Linked DNA regions of Homo sapiens: region 1 is linked to region 2. The links are chromatin loops, found by intact Hi-C in ENCODE. Cell type or tissue: endothelial cell of umbilical vein. All regions are shown on one strand. Each heading gives the region's core, and the rest is flanking DNA. Links, peaks and the distances in the headings are about the cores only. Region 1 overlaps NEK11 (NIMA related kinase 11). Region 2 overlaps LOC107986025 (a long non-coding RNA gene).

Region 1 (2,919 bases), core at 128-2,627, 52 kb before region 2:
ATACATACGTTTATATAAACACATCTGTGTGTATATCTGTGTATTATATATATATACACACACAAGGGCAGGACTTTGCCTAACTTGTTTACTGCTATATTCCCAGTTCCTTGAAGGGTACCTGGCACATAATAGACATTGAGGCATTATTTGTTGAATACTGTTAAATGTTTAGGGTGGAGATATTGTGCCTTTTCTTCCCCCTTTTTTTCTAAATCCCAGAATGACAATGTTTGTAAAATCAATGATTTAAAAGCACATTTTCCTGCAGGTGATCTTAATGTGTAACTCTTTGTAATCTTTTGTAACTTTTTTGACAGATCAGCCATGCAGAAGCTGGGGACAGAAGTATTTGAAGAGGTCTATAATTACCTCAAGAGAGCAAGGCATCAGAATGCTAGCGAAGCAGAGATCCGCGAGTGTTTGGAAAAAGTGGTGCCTCAAGCCAGCGACTGTTTTGAAGTGGACCAGCTCCTGTACTTTGAAGAGCAGTTGCTGATCACGATGGGAAAAGAACCTACTCTCCAGAACCATCTCTAGGCAACTATCAAAAAGAAGCAGAAGTTCAAGTGGACAAATTTATGTGAAAATTCATTTAACATATAAGCTGAACTCTATTATGGGGAATGGATACAAAAGCAGAGCTCCCATCTTGACTTTCAATTCCTCATCAGAAGTACTGGCTTCTTTAGAGAGTAGTAAGCATGGCTGCCTATGCTTGGAGTCATAAGTGTTATTTGGACTATACCCTGAGATAAGCTTATAGATCAAGTTTGGCTCCCTTGAAAAGCATTTCTCTCATGTGCGCCCTCAGGGCTTCCAGCAGGATTGAGTCACCCTGACGATGACCGGGGAGAAGCCGTGTGCTCTTCATTATTTTCAGCTGGAGGACAGAGCTCAGTGCCTGACTGCCTAGGGTCTCATGGACTGTAGGCAGCCTGCCAGTGAAGGTCACTGGACTCTAGCCTACAACATGCTGAGCTACAGCCCAGAAGCCAGACATGCCTGTCTTAGCTGACCTGTTTTTGGTCCACTTTTGCCCTTCCATGACTAATAAGGAAGATATGTGTGTATTTCATACACACACAAGGACCTGGATTAAAAATCCAAAAAGTGATTCTCTTCTATGATTTATTTCAAACTCATCCATAGATAATTCAAGATTTGTATTCAAAATAAACATAGTTTTCACAGTTACAAAATAAATCACCTATTTTATCTTTTCCTTATGTAAAACTTTCTTATTGAATGTAACATATCCATCCTTTGATAATTATTACTTAGAGCCAGTAATATTTGGTTAATTTGGTGCCTGTTGGGTACTAGTACTGTGCTTAGTAGTTTAAGGGCCTTCATTGGATCTTTTCACTAACTTGAGAGAGATAGAGTGAAAGAGAGAGAAAGAGAGAGAGAGAGACAACAGAGAAAGAGAGATGCTCAGGTTAGGTAATTTGCTTAGTCACTCAGCTGCAAGAAGCAGAGTTGGCATTTGAAACTAGGTCTGTCGCATTCCAGAATCCATACTCTTAACCAGTGTCTATCAGAATTTTCAACCATGGAACTATATTAGATTTGCTTGTGAAGCTTTTTAAACATAGACACATTTAAATATACTGTTAATGAAAAAATTATTGACACTTATTGAAATGGCAAAAAGACTGTAATCAGGACTATTTTGATAGGTATCAACAATATTGCAATATGGGAGAGGCATTGGGCTCAACTCTGAAGTTTCTTTGCTGAAGCAAAGAAAACTAGAGATTAATAGCCAATTAGCAGGATACGGGCCTTGGTGGATGGAAAATTTCTAAAAGGAGTATTCAAAGGTTGGGGGTTGTATTCATCTGTTTAGTGTTGCCATAAAAGAATACCAGAAGCTGAGTAATTTATAAAGAAAAGAAGTTTATGTAGCTCACGGTTTTGTAGGCTGAGAAGTTCAACGGCATGGCCCTGGCTTCTGGCAAAAGCTGTTGTGTTCCATCACAACACGGCAATGAAGGGGAAGTGGACAAGTAGGAAGACAGAGAAACCTGAGGGGTGTCCTGGCATTATAACACCCACCCTTTGGGGAAATAATCCATTCCTTCAAGAAACAATCCAGCCTAGAGAGCAAGAACTCCAGAGCAGTAGCAAGCTATTTTTCAGGGTGCTCCCCCATAATCCAAACATTTTCCACTAGGCCCCACCTCCCAACATCACCACTTTGGGGATCAAATTTCAACATAAGTTTTGGAGCAGGCAAATATTCACACCATAGCAGGGAGATTCCTGCTAAACTGACTTAAGATTCCCACTGGAGGAAGGCCAGGGTCATCAGAGATTGAGGGCAGGTGATGAGGAATTTGATCAGATACTGAGGGTGATCAGCTATCAAATGTGGGGTATTCTCAATAAACTGACTTTACCAGAATTCTTGCTAAAACTGGGTTTGGCAGGCTGAAGACAGAGCCAAGAATGAGGCCTCATAAAAAAGAGGGCTCAAAAGAGCCTGTCTAAAGTTTGGTCGAGGAGATAATCTTTGTCAATACCAAGACCCACCCCACTCCCTTCTCTGGGAAGACAAGGGGCTAAAACATATCTATTGTTTCAGAACTGTCTGGGTGAATTTGATGCCCACAGTACTGTTATTCACTTTTCAGCCTCCTGCTGATGACTGAGGAAACTAAGAGAGTTTCTTTATCTTACTAACTTGTTTTCAGTGGTGCTGTGCTTCCTGCATGATGCACTCTTTTAGACCAGTGATTCCCACATTTGAGCATGCATTCGAATCACCTGGAGTGCTTGTTGAAGCATAGATTGGTGGATTCCATCACCAGCATTTCTGATTCAAGAGATCACGGTTTCTAACATGTTTCCAGGTGGTGCCAGTGCCACTGGTACCACACAGAACAATTGTTCAAGACCTTTCTTTCTGTTGTC
Region 2 (2,919 bases), core at 312-2,811:
GGTGCGCATAGGAGGGATTCCACTCAGTCATGGGGGTGGGAGAGATGGTCAGTGAGAGCTTCATGAAAAGGATATCTAAGCAGAATCCTAAAGCAATTATCCAGGTAAATGTGTATATGTATGTGTAGGGGTGGAATATGGGAAAAATGCTAACAAGCAACAGAATGCAAATGCTTGGAGGCAGACCCAAGAATCGAAAGAAATTGAGATGTCTGGGTCTCCTATTTGAGAGTTTGGGTATGGAAAGGATGTATTGAGTAGGGACCAGATCATGCAAGCTTTCCAAGCCACATTCTAAAGACTGAATTTTATCCTAAGATAATTGGGAAACCATTGAAGAGTGTTAAATAGGGTGATATTGTTAGATTTGCATTTTATTTTGTGAGTAAGTGGTTAGTTTTCTTTTTAACAGCTTCATTGTGGTATACTTTGCATAAAATAAACTGCACATATTTAAAGTGTACAATTTGATAAATGTTCACATATGTATATACCTCTGAAACATTCTTTTCCTGCTTCAGATTGCTAATACATTCTCACTTTAAGTTATATTTGTTGTTTATTTAAGCTCTTGCTCTATAAGTTCCAGTCAACGTTTGTTGTCTTTAGGAGACAGTTATATTACCCTGGGAAATCATGTTTCTGTTTTAATCTACCCTGCCTGGTAATGTGTTTTAAGCAGGAGCTGAATCCCTCCATGTGAGTTTAAGAACAGAGAAGGAATAAACCCCAGAGCTGGATGCTCCAGATACCACAGAATTCGATAGGCTACTATTTTTGGTACCACTCTGCCGGGCAACTCCTGTGGGCAATAGTCACCTAGATTAAAATCTGCCATCCCAGGGAGTTTGATGTGGAAGAGGTGGATGAGTGGATGTTAAATATCAGCTGGCCAGTCCTGTTTTCATCAACCCTCATCCCAACAGGGTTTTTGCAGTACATTTATGCACCCTGACAACACTAGCAGCCTGCGTTGATGCTGCCAGTTTCAATTGCAAAGGGACCAGCAAGGATTCATTTAAAGCCAGGCAGTGAAGAGGAAAAGGCAGAACCCAAAGGCTTTCCTCCACTATCCCCTCTGCCTGCTGCACATGCCCAGCTGTCTGCCCCAGCCTGCCACCGCTCATTCCTCACACTCCTACGCTAGACAGCCTTCTGTCTCTCCAGGGCATTCTCACCCTTTTGGGTGTCACTGATAATTTCCTCAGAGCTTTGATTGCATCTGCTTCTGGAGCTATCTGCAGTAAATTTAGGGGAAGGGAACCAGCAGCCCATTCTCGTATACCACCTTAACAGAAAGAGGAAGAGGCCTGAACATGTTCCTTATAGACACAATGCACCTCTGAGTCTACTTCCCCCATAAGAGTGGTAGGGAAGGCCGCCCACGGAGGCCTAGTCAAGAACCAGCACTTCTTACAGGAGAAGAAAAGATATTAAATGCTAGCCTTCCATTTTCCTCTCAAAGTAAACCTAAGTTAAATCTTTAAGGTAATGACTCAGAAACTCTGAAAAGCGTTTAATAATAGCTCTTGATGATTCATATGAATATTTTACTCTAAAGATGCTTATCTTGGAGGAATGTTGGTGTGAAACTTTCAATCCTAGGAAGTATGAGTACTTATTGTTTTGTGAAGTGATTATGATAATAGTAATTAATAACTGTGTTTCTCTATGCACTGCCAAAGAATTGGGCATTGCAAAAACACTCTAGAATAAAGTGATAAATAGATGGAGTAGCTAAAGACATTAATTAAGCTGCTTAAAATAAAGTACTGTTTCGTTCCTTTTTAACCCCAGTGTCTACAAACTTTACAAAAGAATCATTGAACTAATTGCTTGGGTAAATCCCAAGATTATAATTTGCAGAATTCTATTATTAGATAAAAATAAAACTCCAAGATTCTAAAATGCATTTGATATCAATGCTTAAGTTTGAGGCCAAACCTCTTCTAAATGATAGAGGGTTCTTCACCTGGCAATCTCGGCCTGGCCTGCTGCCAAGTGGCTGTGTGACCTAGGCCAAGTCACTTATCTCTCTGGGCCTCAGCTTCCTCATCCATTTCAGTTCACTGAAACAGACCTCTGGGCTAGTCCGCCATTCTCTTCACTGTCATGAAACCTATCCTTTCTGATATATTGCATGCTTTAGCAGACCCATCCCTGGAAAACTGTATGTAAAGACTGCTTTGGTATATCAAACTTAATTTTTCCCATGGGCTTAGGCCAGAGTTTTCTGAGGAGTGCCTCACACACTGGTGAACCACGAAAGTGACAGATGGCAGCATCATTGGTGCCCTCAGTTTTCAGGGTGGTTAGGCTGGAGTCCCCAGGACAACTCAGGATCTGAAGTAACCTCAGATACAAATACAATTTTTATGAGTGCTTGGATGTGAACATTTTTGGAAAGCCCTGTCTTCAGTTTATGAAGTAAGAGAAACACCCCCCACAGGAAGAGAAATTAAGAAGTCACAGAATGATACTTAAGATTTCAGCAAAACTTAAACAAACATGTGCAAACAAGCAGTACATTTAAATAAAAACTTTCAGATGAAATAGGGATAATCCTAAATATATGCTATAGTAATTCAGAAGAAAAGCCTATAAGAACCCTAGTAACTTTCATGGCAGATGTGGGAGAACTAGACAGGAGTTTTTCCCACTTATCTCTGAGTATGGCTGACATGAAAAAAGCTATCATGTTCCAAAAAACTTTTATAGAAACAAAGTCTACCTTTTTTTGTCCCTTTTATCACCTCATGGCACCTCTTTCTCTCCCTTTTAAAAATAGTCTGGTCCATTTCAGAGCACACAAGATGACTGGCTTTGGGTCTGGAGAGAGAAGGTCTTCTCTCAAATCCAATAACCAACAGTATAATACTGACAAGTTACTTTAAAGGAAGAAATAAAAATTCCTATAAA

The links. A loop is a pair of places that touch in the nucleus more often than their neighbours do. Peaks named below come from ENCODE experiments on the same cell type or tissue, not always from the same donor. Only the 100,000 strongest peaks of a DNase experiment are listed, where the experiment ranks them.
Region 1: a loop joins it to region 2, with 6 times the contacts of the local background. A loop is called at or near these places in 3 of 110 quality-filtered maps.

The regions. Positions count from the first base shown.
Region 1 is chr3:131,349,237-131,352,155 of GRCh38, forward strand. It overlaps NEK11 (NIMA related kinase 11), which reads left to right. Exons shown (of 18, transcript NM_024800.5): 18 at 321-1,229. The coding sequence ends at 540. All of the region lies in intron 2 of NUDT16-DT (NUDT16 divergent transcript), which reads right to left. Among named protein-coding and RNA genes, the nearest start is that of NUDT16-DT, 31 kb to the right of the region's middle. In endothelial cell of umbilical vein, for the core only: no CTCF peak of the experiment used is centred there; no DNase peak of the experiment used is centred there; H3K27ac peaks cover 1,377 bases.
Region 2 is chr3:131,401,417-131,404,335 of GRCh38, forward strand. It overlaps LOC107986025 (a long non-coding RNA gene), which reads right to left. Exons shown (of 3, transcript XR_001740496.3): 3 at 357-2,919. Among named protein-coding and RNA genes, the nearest start is that of NUDT16, 21 kb to the left of the region's middle. In endothelial cell of umbilical vein, for the core only: no CTCF peak of the experiment used is centred there; a DNase peak (open chromatin) is centred at 1,555; H3K27ac peaks cover 1,084 bases.